Linked DNA regions of Homo sapiens: region 1 is linked to region 2. A link is a contact called in ENCODE Hi-C or POLR2A ChIA-PET data. All regions are on one chromosome and are shown on one strand. Each heading gives the region's core, a stretch centred on a gene start or an enhancer-like site at or near the end of the contact. The rest is flanking DNA. Distances are from core to core; before and after follow the strand shown.

Region 1 (6,832 bases), core at 3,630-6,129, 49 kb after region 2:
CTTGACATCGCACACTGCAGCCACGACGAGACAGCACCACACACCCATCAGGATGGGGCAGACGGGACAGCAGTGTGAGCACGCTGATGCTCGACATCGCACACTGCAGCCACGACGAGACAGCACCACACACCCATCAGGATGGGGCAGACGGGACAGCAGTGTGAGCACGCTGATGCTCGACATTGCACGCTGCAGCCACGATGAGACAGCACCACACACCCATCAGGATGGGGCAGACGGGACAGCAGTGAAACACCAAATACTGACCAGGTGGAGAAACCGATCAGCTCTGCATTGCTGGTGAGAACCTAAAACGGTGCAGCAACTCGGGAAACATTTCAGCCCTTCTTAAAAAACTAAACGTGCAACCTCCATAAAACCCAGTAATTTCACTTCTGGCCCTTTATCCGAGAGAAATGAAAACTTACATCGACACAAAAACCTACACAAGAATGTTTATAAGAGCTTTATTCATAACAGCTGAAAACTGGAAAGGACCCAGATGTCTTTCAGTGGTTAAACACACTGTGGTACGTCCATGTCATAAAACACGACTCAGCAATGAAACTATCTATGAACTACTGATACAGCAACAATCTGCATGGACCTCAGGGGGTTATGCTGAATGAAAAAAGTCAACCCGAAAGGTTATATACTGTTTGATTCCATTTACATAACATTCTTGAAATGACAAAGTTCTGGAGATGAAGAACAGATCAGTAGCTGCCGGGGGCTATGGAGGGAGGGGCGGTACACAGGGCAGCACGTGAGGCCCCAGGGATTGGGGTATCTTGACCGCATCCTGGCAGATGTCTTGGCTGTGACACTGCACTATCGTTTTGCAGATGCTTCCACTGGGGAAAGCTGGGTAGAGGGTACACGGGCTCTCTGCATTACTGATGACAACTGCATGTGATTTACATGACCCCAAAATAAAATATTTAATTAAAAGAAACTGAGTTGGGCCCAGTGAACTCAACCAGTCCCTTTCAGCTCTAAAACTATGTTTTCTGGGTCAGGGGAGGAAACAGGAGGTACAGGAACACTAGAGGGGAGAAAGCACGGAGAGATGGGAAAAGCACGGAGAGAGAGATGGGGAAAGGGCAATCAAGAAGACTGAGAGAAAAGGGGGGAAGCAGAATGACAGAGGAGGTGTGAAGAGAGAGAAGCCCTCTGGAGTGCTGAAATACTGAATATTCTCCCCTGGGAGCTACTCAGGGTAAGAATTTCTCCAGGGACTGCTCTTTCGGGCAAGCACAATTACACACATTTCTATGTTATGTTAAGTAAAAATCTAGTAAATGGGCTGGGCACGGTGGCTCACACCTGTAACCCCAGCACTTTGGGAGGCCGAGGCGGGCAGATCATGAGGTCAGGAGATCGAGACCATCCTGGCCAATGTGGTGAAACCCCGTCTCTACTAAAAATACAAAAATTAGCTGGACGTGGTGAGGGGCGCCTGTAATCCCAGCTACTCGGGAGGCTGAGGCAGGAGAATCACTAGAACCAGGGAGTCAGAGGTTGCAGCAAGCCGAGATCGCGCCACTGCACTCCAGCCTGGCGACAGGGCAAGACTCCGTCTCGAAAAAAAAAAAAAATTCTAGTAAATGAAGCGAGTGATCAGGACAAAACTAGCCTCTCATCAATAAATCAACCAATAGCGCTTATCAAGTATTCATATGTCTGCCTCTTCTTCTAGACTACACTAGGGGCTGGTTAACGCTCCTATGTGCAACAGAACCTCAAACACATCGTAACACACCTTTGGAGAATCCTTACAAGAACACCAACTTAACAGTTCTCTCTGACCACACTACCTCAGCAAAAAACCAGGAAGAAAAAAATATTCTTCAACCCTTTTCAGGGACAGAAAGCATCATTTCAAAAGTCCAAGAAGGGAAGGTAAGAATTTCAAAAGTGAAAGTTATCATGAAAGGCTATAAAAGCTGGAGATGAGTCTGAAAAACAAATGGAAAATGAGTCACTTCAGGGCCTCTCCCAGCCTCAAAGCCAATTAATTATTACATTAGTCAGAGTAATTTTAAGCCTTCCAATCCACTCACCCTAGCCACAGGCAACAGTAGCCTCTCCAAGTGTTAAGGGTTTTTTTTCCCAAGCCTGCAGGCGGATGAGCTTTTTACATGGCAGCCCCTTAGGATTGGATGTGGACCTGCCCTGTCTTTCACCAAGAAGCAAGCACTGCGCAGATCACTGAATCATAAAAACCACCTGCTCTTACCAGCCTCCTCTTCCTCTACAGCAAAACTTCTGACCTGAGACATGGAAGCAGATAAAAAGCCACTACACAAAATGTATCGCTACAACTAGAGGGCAGTTTTGCCTTTCTTCCATTCAATTATTCAGTTTCTCATGTTCCTAAGTGCCAGCCCAGAACCATGGAATGTGAAGAAACACAAAACTCACTCCTCTGCATCAGTGAATTGATTGTGTGGTGGGGATGTAAGTCTGCATATGACCGGCAGGTCCCCAAAGTGGTGCCAAGTCAATCTAAACTAGAGAGAATTTTTCTGGCCAGGCCAAGCAGAGATTTCATGGATGAAGTCTCCCAAAGACTGATTTCCTAAACATTAAACATCACTGGTTTTCCAAAACTGGTTTTCTTTTTTTTTTTTTTTAACCCTGTTGCTCGGGCTGGAGGGCAAGTGGTGCCATCTCCACTCACTGCAGCCTCGACCTCCCAGGCTCCACTGATCTTCCCACCTCAGCCTCCTGAGTAGCTGGGACTACAGGTGTGCACCGTCACGACTTGCTAATTTTTGTATTTTTTTGTAGAGACGGGGTTTTGCTGTGTTGCTCAGGCTGGTCACTCGATCTGCCCACCTGGGCCTCGCAGAGTGCTGGGGTTACAGGTATGAGCCACCACGCCCAGCCCACTGGTTTCCTTTACACCCGTTTTGTTCCCCAGCAGTCCTTATGAGGGCACCTGAAATAAGGAACCTCCTCCCCGACTTGAGAGCAGCAAAGCCTTCAGAGGGAACTAAGTTATTAAAACCCACCCCACACAAAATGCTTCTAAACGCCTTGGCTGACTTAATCCTTGCAGTGTGCTGAGGTTAAGTATGATTATCCATCTCCTGTGAACAGGAAGACTGAGGCTCAGAGCTTAAGTGATTTGCCCACGGTTCACTGCAGGGGATAAAACTCGGCTGTCCCTGGCAGGTCCCAAAGTCACGGCCTTCAGGCTCCCACACCATGCTGCCTCCCTCACCGGGGCTCCACACTCTCAGCCTGGAAAACACGAATTTTAAGAAAACCATGACTTACGAAAAGCAGCCAATCCCAGCATTGGAACCAACAGGGCATAATTCCACCTGCTTCCATCACCACCATCCGCCCTGGAATTAGGCCGGATATTCCAATTTGGGGGATCATTTAGGTTATTCATGGAGATATACCTTGAAGTAAAGAATAAAAACGTTAACTACTTTTATTCAAGAAATTTTTCTTCAGTTTTAACTATGTGCTTGCTGCACAGCACTGAGGCCCTACGGGATTCAAAGAAGAAAAAAACTAGACCAGAGCCGGGCATGGTGGCGGGCACCTGTAGTCCCAGCTACTCGGGAGGCTGAGGCAGGAGAATCGCTTGAACCTGGGAGGTGGAGGTTGCAGTGAGTCGAGGTCGCGCCACTGCACTCCAGCCTGGTGACAGAACGAGACTCCGTCCCCCCCAAAAAAAAAGAAAAAGAAAAAGGAAAAAAAAAACAAGAACTTAAGATGAAAGCGACTCACAATCTGGTTGGGGAAAGTGGAGAAAACAGACATGTCTTAAGCATCTGAAGTGCAGGTAGAATCAGGTAAGTTCTCTGGTACAAATATGTTTAAATGTATGGCTGCTGCGATGGTTAATTTTGTTTGTCAACTTGACGGCATCATGAGGTGCTCAGATACATGGTTAAGCATTATTTCTGGGCGTGTCTGTAAGGGTGTTTTTGGATGAGATTAGCAATTGAACCTTTAAACCAATTCCTCACGTCTCCCTTCTATTTGTTGTGTCTCTGGAGAACCCTCATACAGTTGTATCAAAGATACAGAATCAACTCGATAAAAGTGGGCTCACACCGGACACTTTCATATGAGCTAGGGTTTGAAGAGTGAGCAGCATTTTGACAGGCAGAGAAAGAAGGAAAGGGTCTTCTGATCAGAAGGAAGACTGTGAGGAAGGCAGGGAGGGGTGATGTGGGGAAGGTGCAAACAGTGCTAGAAGCTTCTGAGGCCTCCTCGTGGTGGTGATGAATGCAGAGATTACAGAGTTCTCTGCTTCGGGCTCAGCATGCACCCTCCATAGCTAGGCTGGGGGCTAACGTTAGTAAGAATTTACTGATTTACTGAGTACCTACACGAAGTTTCACATTTTCACAAAGTAGAGTCACTTTAAGTTTGTTTACATGTGACCTCCACAAACACACACAATTACAAAATAGTTTAGTTAATCAAGGGATGTATAATAAACAAGAGGTCGGAGGCCCCGGGCCGCTCCCGCCCACCTCCGCGGACGAGCGCCCCCCTCCGACCCCATTCCCTGCGGTCTGGGCGTTCAGGCCCTTCGGTCTGGGCGATCCCGGAGAACCACCCACGGGGCTTTAAAAATGTTGGTGCCCACCACCTCCCCGGAACAGGGCCCGCTCTACCTCGGTCGGGGAGCGCGGGACCTCAGCGTTCCCTTAACGCCACCGTCCGCGGGTCCGCTTTGCGCAGGCGCGGCGCCCCCACTCAGTACCCGCTCCGGGCGTGGCATGGTGCGCAGGCGCGATGTCCCCCACTGCAGCCCCGCTCGACTCCGGCGTGGTGCGCAGGCGCGGTATCCCCCCTCCCCCGCCAGCTCGACCCCGGTGTGGTGCGCAGGCGCAGTCTGCGCAGGGACTGGCGGGACTGCGCGGCGGCAACAGCAGACATGTCGGGGGTCCGGGGCCTGTCGCGGCTGCTGAGCGCTCGGCGCCTGGCGCTGGCCAAGGCGGTGAGTCCGTGCCGCGGACCGGGGCGGGGCAGGCGGGGGCCGAGGCGGCGGTAGGAGCGGGACGGTCCCCAGCGGGTCCGAGCGGAGCGGGCGCCGGGTCCCTGCGCCCTCTGTCCCGGGATCGGGAAGGGGCTGAGAGAGCCCTGGGCCGGTGCGAGGGGAAGCCGCGGGGCGGACTCGGGGACCCGGGGAGCTCGGTCCTTAGTAGATAGTCCGCGTCCGGGTGAAGGTCACAACCCCGCGGGCTTGCTGGGCGTCCCCTCCGCCGCCTTGGTCCGGGCCTGGGGTCCTGGGACCCCGCGGGCTGAGGTAGCCCCTCGCCTCAGTGCCTGGCAGGTGGACTCGGGGAGGAGTCGTGTCTGCCCAAGGTCACCCGGGCGGATAGCGGCCGGTGGCCGCCCTGGCTGGGCTGGGCCTCTGCCGCCCTCTGTGCGGGTTGTCCTGAGGAGCAGCCCGCAGCCCGTGGGTGGGGCCGGCGGGGCGGGTGAGACCGCCCGGGTGGGTGCGAGGAGTGGCCGGGCTCGGCCCGGTGGGCGTCCGGTGGGAAGCGTGGCGCGCCCGAGCTTAGGCTTGCAGTTCGCCTTTCCAGAAAGCGCAAATCTGTCCATGTCCACTTCGAGACCTTGTAAGTTAAGGGCTTCTACTTTGGGTCGTGTTTGGTGGTCCTTATGCCACCAAAAATGTGCCAGTGTTTAAAAGCAGCTGTGCCAGTTTTTAAAACTCAGGCGGAGAGCTCAGCGCACTGACCGGGCGAGGACGCCGGGACCTGTGCTTGCCTGTGCGCTGAGTGCCTCTAGGGCCGGGCTCGGCTTAGTCCAGGATGGTGGTCAGGGTTATACTTCCCTGAGCCCTTGCTCTCTGAGTGTCTGAATGTGCCCTCTACGATTGCATCTTAAGAATCGGCCTTCTAGGGTTTTATTTAATCAAGCTAAATTGGATAGGTTTAGTTGTTTGGTTCTTTTAAATGAACTTACCCACCCACCTCCTTAATTACAAAGTAATTTTAAATTGCAGAATAAAAATCTCAATAGGAACCAAGGCATTCAGCAATATTGATTTGAATTATGCCTGTAATTGTGCAATTTTCTCCTTTTTGAAATACTTATTAAAAATCTCGTTGAGTTAAATGTGAGGATTAGTCATACAGCCATCCTGCCAACATCAGAAAGCGTGTAAACCGTTCTAGTGTGTTGCTGTGGTTGGTACTGACTGAGCAGAGACCCCTGCCGCATCTTGGGCTTTTAAGAGCTGCTAGGAGGGCGTCCACAAGCAGGAAGGAAAGCCCATGGTCAGTGGGGCTTTTTAGGGGAAATGGTAGCTTGTGATTGGAGAAAAGCTAGAGCTAGTGCCTTTGTCCTCAACCCAGATGGTGCCCGGTGTTCCTTCTGCAGACTAAGACCCTGCCAGCGGCGGAGGCACCTCAGACGGGATGGCAAGATAGCAAAATTGAACCAAAATTTAGTCTTGGGTTTTGTAAAAGTCTTTTTATCTTGATGAAGTTAGCTTTTCCTACAGAAATTCTGCCTGCAAGCAGCATATTTATCGGCATTTCAGATAGGCTTTTTTTCCTGAAGAATTGGAGTTTACGAAGGAACAGCATAATCAAAAAATTAGCAGAAAAAAGAAAGAAATTCGTGATAGCCAACTGAGAAATGTGTTTGGAAAATAGATGCTGAGGATAATTTCAGTAAAGTCCAGAGAGAATTTTTTAACCTCATTTTGGCCAGTTCTGTGGTGTTTTGATCATTCTGTATTTACAACTGCTTTCAAGTGACGAACTTATCAGACTTATTTTGCTTTTGGTTTCTTTTTATGGCCCAGTGCACTGACACAGCTTGCAAACTGTTCGAAAGC
Region 2 (7,674 bases), core at 4,500-6,999:
CTCACTCTGACGGTTAAGTAACTGTGCGACCAACTCTAGTTATTTTCAGCCCACTTACAGAAAATTACAAGCAGCAAATCAACCCCGACACCAAGAAGAGTTACCTTAAAAATAACTTTTAAAAAGTCTCTTAAGTGTTAGGGGTTAGAAGGCGCACCCATGCGCCCATTGCCCCACTGAAGAGGCCCCTTCTCACTTGTCGAGCCTGCAAAGGACGCGTCCACTCATTGGTAAGGGTGGGCGCACTCGGCCCCTGCCTAGGCCGGATGCCGTCTGAACCTCCATCTTCCACCCATGTGGTACTGGTCGTGAGGGCTAGAGGTGGAGAATTTCGTGAGATGCTTTGCTCATTTGGTTGGCTTCTGTGTCTTGGGCCAGCAATCCCCATCCTTTTTGCCACCAGGGACAGGATTCATGGAAGACAATTTTTCCACAGACCGCAGGGGTTGGGGTATGGTTTTGGGATGAAACTGCTCCACTTCAGCTCACCAGGCATTAGTTAGATTCTCATAAGGAGCACGAAACCTAGATCCCTCACATGTGCAGTAGTGTTCGTGCTTCTCCGAGACTCTAATGCTGCCACTGATCTGACAGGAGGCGGAGCTCACACAGTAATGATGTGACTGGGGGCGGAGTTCACCCAGTAATGCTGTGACAGGGGGCGGGGCTCACAGTAATGTTGTGACGGAGCAGAGCTCACACTAATGCTCTGACAGGGGGCGGAGCTCACACAGTAATGCTGTGACAGGGGGCGGAGCTCACACAGTAATGCTCTGACAGGGGGCGGAGCTCACACAGTAATGCTGTGACGGAGCGGAGCTCACAGTAATGCTGTGACGGAGCGGAGCTCACACTAATGCTCTGACGGGCGGAGCTCACACTAATACTCTGACAGGGGGCGGAGCTCACACTAATGCTCTGACGGGGCGGAGCTCACACTAATACTCTGACGGGGCGGGGCTCACAGTAATCCTCTGACGGGGCGGAGCTCACACTAATGCTCTGACGGGGCGGAGCTCACACACTAATGCTGTGACGGAGCGGAGCTCACACTAATGCTGTGACAGGGGGCGGGGCTCACAGTAATGCTCTGACGGGGCGGAGCTCACACAGTAATGCTGTGACGGGGCGGAGCTCACACTAATGCTGTGACGGGGCGGGGCTTACACACTAATGCTCTGACGGGGCGGAGCTCACACTAATGCTCTGACGGGGCAGGGCTCACAGTAATGCTCTGACAGGGCGGAGCTCACACTAATGCTCTGACGGGGCGGAGCTCACACTAATGCTCTGACGGGGCGGGGCTCACACTAATGCTGTGACGGGGCGGAGCTCACACAGTAATGCTGTGACGGGGCGGAGCTCACACTAATGCTCTGACGGGGCGGGGCTCACAGTACTCCTCTGACGGGGCGGAGCTCACACTAATGCTCTGACGGGGCGGAGCTCACACTAATGCTCTGACGGGGCGGGGCTCACTAATGCTCTGACGGGGCGGGGCTCACACTAACGCTCTGACGGGGCGGGGCTCACAGTAATCCTCTGACGGGGCGGAGCTCACACTAATGCTCTGACGGGGCGGGGCTCACAGTAATCCTCTGACGGGGCGGAGCTCACACTAATGCTCTGACGGGGCGGGGCTCACACTAATGCTCTGATGGGGCGGGGCTCACACTAATGCTCTGACGGGGCGGAGCTCACACTAATGCTCTGACGGGGCGGGGCTCACACTAATGCTCTGACGGGGCGGGGCTCACACTAATGCTCTGACGGGGCGGGGCTCACAGTAATCCTCTGACGGGGCGGGGCTCACACTAATGCTCTGACGGGGCGGAGCTCACACTAATGCTCTGATGTGGCGGAGCTCACACTAATGCTCTGACGGGGCGGGGCTCACACTAATGCTCTGACGGGGCGGAGCTCACACTAATGCTCTGACGGGGCGGGGCTCACACTAATGCTCTGACGGGGCGGGGCTCACAGTAATCCTCTGACGGGGCGGAGCTCACACTAATGCTCTGATGGGACGGGGCTCACACTAATGCTCTGACGGGGCGGGGCTCACAGTAATCCTCTGACGGGGCGGAGCTCACACTAATGCTCTGACGGGGCGGAGCTCACACTAATGCTCTGACGGGGCGGGGCTCACAGTAATCCTCTGACGGGGCGGAGCTCACACTAATGCTCTGACGGGGCGGGGCTCACAGTAATCCTCTGACGGGGCGGGGCTCACACTAATGCTCTGACGGGGCAGGGCTCACACTAATGCTCTGACGGGGCGGGGCTCACAGTAATCCTCTGACGGGGCGGAGCTCACACTAATGCTCTGACGGGACGGGGCTCACACTAATGCTCTGACGGGGCGGGGCTCACAGTAATCCTCTGACGGGGCGGAGCTCACACTAATGCTCTGACGGGGCGGGGCTCACAGTAATCCTCTGACGGGGCGGGGCTCACACTAATGCTCTGACGGGGCGGGGCTCACACTAATGCTCTGACGGGGCGGGGCTCACAGTAATCCTCTGACGGGGCGGAGCTCACACTAATGCTCTGACGGGGCGGGGCTCACACTAATGCTCTGACGGGGCGGGGCTCACAGTAATCCTCTGACGGGGCGGAGCTCACACTAATGCTCTGACGGGGCGGAGCTCACACTAATGCTCTGACGGGGCGGAGCTCACACTAATGCTCTGACGGGGCGGGGCTCACAGTAATCTTCTGACGGGGCGGAGCTCACACTAATGCTCTGACGGGGCGGGGCTCACACTAATGCTCTGACGGGGCGGGGCTCACACTAATGCTCTGGCAGGAGGCGGAGCTCAGGTGGCAACACTCCCTCGCCTGCCACTCACCTCCTGCTGGGCGGCCTGGTTCCTAATAGGCCACAGATGGGTACCAGTCGGTGGCCCTGGGGGTTGGAGGCCTCTGCCTTAAGGTCCATAGAAGGGGTTTCCTCCTCACACCCTGATCATAGGTTTAATCTGAACGGAGAAGGCCCAAGAACACTCTTCTGAAACACACCTTTAGGTTGCCAGACTCAGTGTTTACCTTGTTAAAGGCAAAGCTCCAAGTAGAACATTAAGTTCTGGTTTTTACCATTGGTGTGAGTGATCCAGGGTGTATCTGCCGGCTGAGCCCTTCCGAATCCGTAAGAGGAACGCCAAGCGCTGTCCCTGAGTCTCAGCAAGTGGCTGCACTGACGTTTCTGTCTCCACTGAGCCCATGTTTCAGGTTTGGGGGGCAGCAGAACACAGGAAGGGGGGACTCCTGCCGACCCCCGTGTGATTTCCAGCCTTTGCTTCCTAGTGAGTACATTGTCCATTTACTTTGATCAAGACCCAATTAAGACTGTCCTCATTCTGATTTTGTTTCTGGATATTTACTGAGGAGGCTTTTGTGTGGGTCGTGACACTGGGCCTCGGCCTTCCCGCCAGTGCTGTGAGGGCCAGTTCCTGACCAGCCAGGAGGTGCTGTGTTCTCAGAAACAGTGAGAATCTGTCAAATCTGTTATGCAGGAGTGAAGGGGACAAGTTCTGCAGCTCTGCTGTGAATGGGATGTGCGTTCAGCAGCATTTCTGCCCACAGCTGTGCTTCCCATCATTAGCTGCTTTTTAGTTTTTCCAACTTAAAAAACAAGTAAATACAAATAATGGTAGAAAAAAAATCTGCCAACTCCCATTGGTATCATCAGGATCGAGTTATTTAAGGAGGTTGGGGGTAAGATGCCATCAAGTAGAGGAGAAAAGCAACGCACCTCACTGTTCATTAGGGCAGGGCCCCCGGCTCACCATGGCCCTGGGAAATCTCCTTTGAAAGTGCAGTGGATGGTGCTGTCTGAGGTGCAGAGCTGTGGGACACGCCCAGATCCCACCCCAGCAGAACCCAGAGAACCTTCTCCTGGAGAGTCCCGCCGCCCAGGCCAGGCTTTGGCATTCATGCTGCCGGAGTGTGGGCCCTGCCCTCCAGGCTCACATGCTGGCCACTGCTCAGTTGCTGAGAGTGACCAGGTGGCCCCACTCCAGCCAGCTCATGAAACAGAGCCACCAGCCTAAGCGTCCTGCATTTGTTTATGGTGTAAAAGTACTTTTGGATGCTTAGCATGTTTTTTAGTGGTAATAAAAAAATTAAAAAATACCACCTGATTTGGGAAGCCCAGTTTGGGCCTCTATGATCACAGCACTGCAGTTTTGCACGGGAGGTACCGTCTGGCCAAGCTGACCACACTGGCCAGCCCACCTCTCCACTCTCTCAGGGCAACACGAGTGGATCCTCTGGGTCCTGCCCTGCCCTGGGGATACGGAGGTAGTGAGACTTCGGGCAGCCACAGAGGAGCCCACATCTCCTGCAGATGTGTGTGTTGTCAGGAAGGGCTCTTCAAAGACTCAGAAGTGCTTCAGAGGCTCACCCCTCACGGGAACAGTGCTCCTACAAACCCTGCTTGGCAGCCCCTCCTCAGGACGCTCATTCAAGGCAGGGAGACCCCAGCCAAGGGTGGGGCTGAGGGTTCCGTGGAGGGCCATCCCTGGGGCCTAGCCTGCTGTTGTCCACCTCTGGGCCGTCCTGCGCCCCCGGCCTTGCTCTCCGGCCACTGCAGCCCCCGAGTACCCCTGAAGCTGCTCCTTAAGGTGCTGAGCCCCTTGGGTCAGGAGTAACTACCATGGAAGCTGACCCTCGAGAAAACCTCCTGGTCAGTCAGCAGTGGGCAAGGATCCAAAAGCCGTTTTCTCACGAAATTTCCACCACAGCCTTCCTTAGCAGAAGCGTCACTGCTGGAAGTGTTTGAGTCATCTCACCGCTAGAATGAAACCAGCTGGGAACGAGAAACCTTATGTTCAGAGTTTCAGTTAGGAAGCCTGGGAATCTGTCTGTCTTGGTTTCCAAAGGGATCTTTCCTCTGAAAAGGCCATGATCAATAATGTGGAAATGTTTCACCTGACAAGTTTCTTTTTGAAATATAGTCCTTATCTTTTCAAGTTACTGTGTATCAAGAGAGCAGCTCCAGGTAACAGGGAGAGAATGAGTGGAGGTGCAGGTGAGTCGCTCCTTGCTGAGGATGTGCAGTAGACTGGAAGATTATTCTTTTTTTTTTTTTTTTTTTTTGAGACAGAGTCTCACTCTGTCACCAGGCTGGAGTGCAGGAGTGCAGTGGCGTGATCTCGCCTCACTGCAGCATCCGCCTCCCAGGTTCAAGTGATTCTCCTGCCTCAGCTTCCCAAGTGGCTGGGACTATAGGTGCCTGCCACTACCCCCAGCTAATTTTTGTATTTTGAGTAGAGACGAGGTTTCACCATGTTGGCCAGGCTGGTCTCGATCTCTTGACCTCGTGATCTACCCGCCTCAGCCTCCCAAAGTCCTGGGATTACAGGCACGAGCCCCCACGCCTGGCCGGAAGCTTTTTTATCGTGCATCCCACATGTGCCCATGTGCCTCCAGTCCACATGTGACCCTGCTCATCCCTCCGGGTTTTCATGTGTTTCTGTCTCAGGCATGAATTGCTTTTAATAAAGTGTCCGTGGGGGGCCGTGTGCCCCCCGGGATCTCTGTGTCTTCCAGCAGCCGACTGAGGCACATCATGGCCGAGATGATCGCCACAGAGAGGGAGTACATTCGGTGCTTAGGATACGTCATTGACAACTATTTTCCAGAAATGGAAAGAATGGACTTGCCCCAGGGCCTTCGAGGGAAGCACCACGTTATTTTCGGCAACTTGGAGAAGCTCCACGACTTCCACCAGCAGCACTTCCTCCGGGAGCTGGAGCGCTGCCAGCACTGCCCCTTGGCCGTGGGCCGCAGTTTCCTGAGACACGTAAGTGCAGGCCATGGCGTGGGTGCCGGGCAACGTGGTGGGTGAAGCCGGTGTCAGAGAGGCGGGGCCTACAGGGCCCACGTGTCAGGCGGTTGGAATAGCTTCAGTCCAGGTCTAGGAGCTGGTCCTGACAGGATGTTAAGACCAGCCGAAAAACAGATGCCCCACACGGATAACCTGTGGGTCTCCAGTGCTCGGTGCTTTGCGCGTGGTGTGACCGACTGTGTCCCTGCTGCCCCTGGAGGCGGAGGCTCACAGACACCATCACACCCATTCTGCCAGCAGCCCTTCTCCTTTACCACTTCCAGCTGATAGGCCAGAAGCAGTTCCCAGAATCACCTTCCGGGGAGAGGCCAGGCCTCACCTCTTCACACGCCCCCTGCCCCTGGATGCCCCATTACCTGCCAGAGGGACCAGCCTGTCCCGTTCTGAGAATTCCCTGTGAGGCTTTCAACTGGAAGCACGTTGAATGTACAGACCCAGTGGTCTCTCCTCGTAAGTTGCTTCTCAGTGATGAATGTGGAATCTCTCTGTTTGAGAGTCTTTAATAAAGTTTTTAATTTACTCTGGAAAGAAACTGACAGGCTTTCAACAGGCATTCACTGAGTGCTGTGGGCAGATGGGATGTATGTCCCAGACCACTGAGCACAGATTATCACAACGAAAACAGCCGTGGACAAAAGAAGCGCATGTTACATCTTTTCAGTGTTTCCTTTTTTTTTTTCTTTGAGATGAAGTCTCGCTCTGTTGCCCAGACTGGAGTGCAGTGGCACAATCACAGCTCACAGCAGACTCCGCCTCCCGAGTTCAAGTGATTCTCCTGCCTCAGCCTCTTGAGTAGCTGGGACTACAGGCGCCGCCACCACGCCCGGCTAATTTTTGTATTTTTAGTAGAGATGGAGTTTCACCATGCTGGCGAGGCTGGTCTTGAACTCCCAACCTCCTGATCCACCCGCTTCAGCCTCCCAAAGTGCTGGGATTACAGGTGTGAGCCACTGTGCCCAGCCTCAGCATTTTCTTAAAAGGTGCTTTTAGACATAAAGTGCAGATTCATATTGACCGTGATTGTGGCAATTTTAAATGTCTTGACAGCTTTAGCTCTTGGCCATGGACCAAATCATTCCAATGCCCCCCACGCCCTCCCAGGCCCACTGCCAGCTGCATCCTCTTCCCCCCTCAACCCCCTGGAGTCTGTGTTTTAAAGACAAATTACAGAATTCTCAGCATTGAGGCTTCAGCTGGTAAACTGGTCACCCCTGGAGCCCTGGTGTTGGGGATACTCTGATAGTCTTTAATGAAGGGCCGAGTCTCCCTTTCACCTGATCATGGTACAAACTGCACCTGGGGGGTCTTGGGACGGGAGCAGTTCCAAGTCTGACCCGGGCTGCGGGAGCCTGCTGTCTCTGGGCCTGTCACTCCCACAGCCAAGCAGTCGCCTCTGCTTTTCCAGGAAGAGCAGTTTGGGATGTACGTGATCTACAGCAAAAACAAGCCGCAGTCGGATGCCCTGCTCAGCAGCCATGGCAACGCCTTCTTCAAGGTCATCCCCCTCGGCCCGCCCCCCACAGCCTGCCCGGCCCTCAGCCAGGCCGGAGCTGACCCTCTCACCCGGCCCTTGCAGGACAAGCAGCGGGAGCTAGGTGACAAAATGGACCTGGCCTCCTACCTGCTGCGGCCCGTGCAGCGTGTGGCCAAGTACGCGCTGCTACTCCAGGACCTGCTCAAGGAGGCCAGCTGTGGCCTGGCCCAGGGGCAGGAGCTGGGCGAGCTCCGAGCCGCCGAGGTCGTGGTCTGCTTCCAGCTGCGTCACGGCAATGACCTGCTGGCCATGGACGCCATCCGCGGCTGTGACGTAAGTGCCTCAGACG

The links. Hi-C counts contacts between places; a loop is a spot of excess contacts on that map. ChIA-PET counts read pairs that join two places held with the same protein, here RNA polymerase II (POLR2A). Pooled maps may share reads with other maps.
Region 1: a loop to region 2 is called in a pooled map, with 2.5 times the contacts of the local background. The contact joins the promoter of SDHA here to the enhancer-like site in region 2. A Hi-C loop is called at or near these places in 1 of 168 maps with a recorded cell type or tissue (posterior vena cava) and 3 of 50 pooled maps. POLR2A ChIA-PET finds 5 or more read pairs at or near these places in 3 of 52 experiments (AG04450, BJ and Panc1).

What each region holds. Positions count from the first base shown.
Region 1 is chr5:213,441-220,272 of GRCh38, forward strand. It overlaps SDHA (succinate dehydrogenase complex flavoprotein subunit A), which reads left to right and starts at 4,880. Exons shown (of 15, transcript NM_004168.4): 1 at 4,880-4,978. The coding sequence starts at 4,916. CCDC127 (coiled-coil domain containing 127) reads right to left here and starts at 4,713. Exons shown (of 3, transcript NM_145265.3): 1 at 4,653-4,713; 2 at 3,289-3,419. The coding sequence starts at 3,409. RefSeq lists silencers at 4,691-5,020, 5,251-5,490 and an enhancer at 4,890-5,698.
Region 2 is chr5:163,787-171,460 of GRCh38, forward strand. PLEKHG4B (pleckstrin homology and RhoGEF domain containing G4B) reads left to right here. Exons shown (of 20, transcript NM_052909.5): 14 at 5,554-5,806; 15 at 7,257-7,346; 16 at 7,428-7,658. Among named protein-coding and RNA genes, the nearest start is that of LRRC14B, 24 kb to the right of the region's middle. RefSeq lists enhancers at 5,256-6,455, 6,944-7,457, 7,458-7,674. Within about 2 kb of position 5,750, at least 6 of the 41 ENCODE cell types and tissues checked have a DNase peak (open chromatin) inside an H3K27ac peak, as active enhancers do.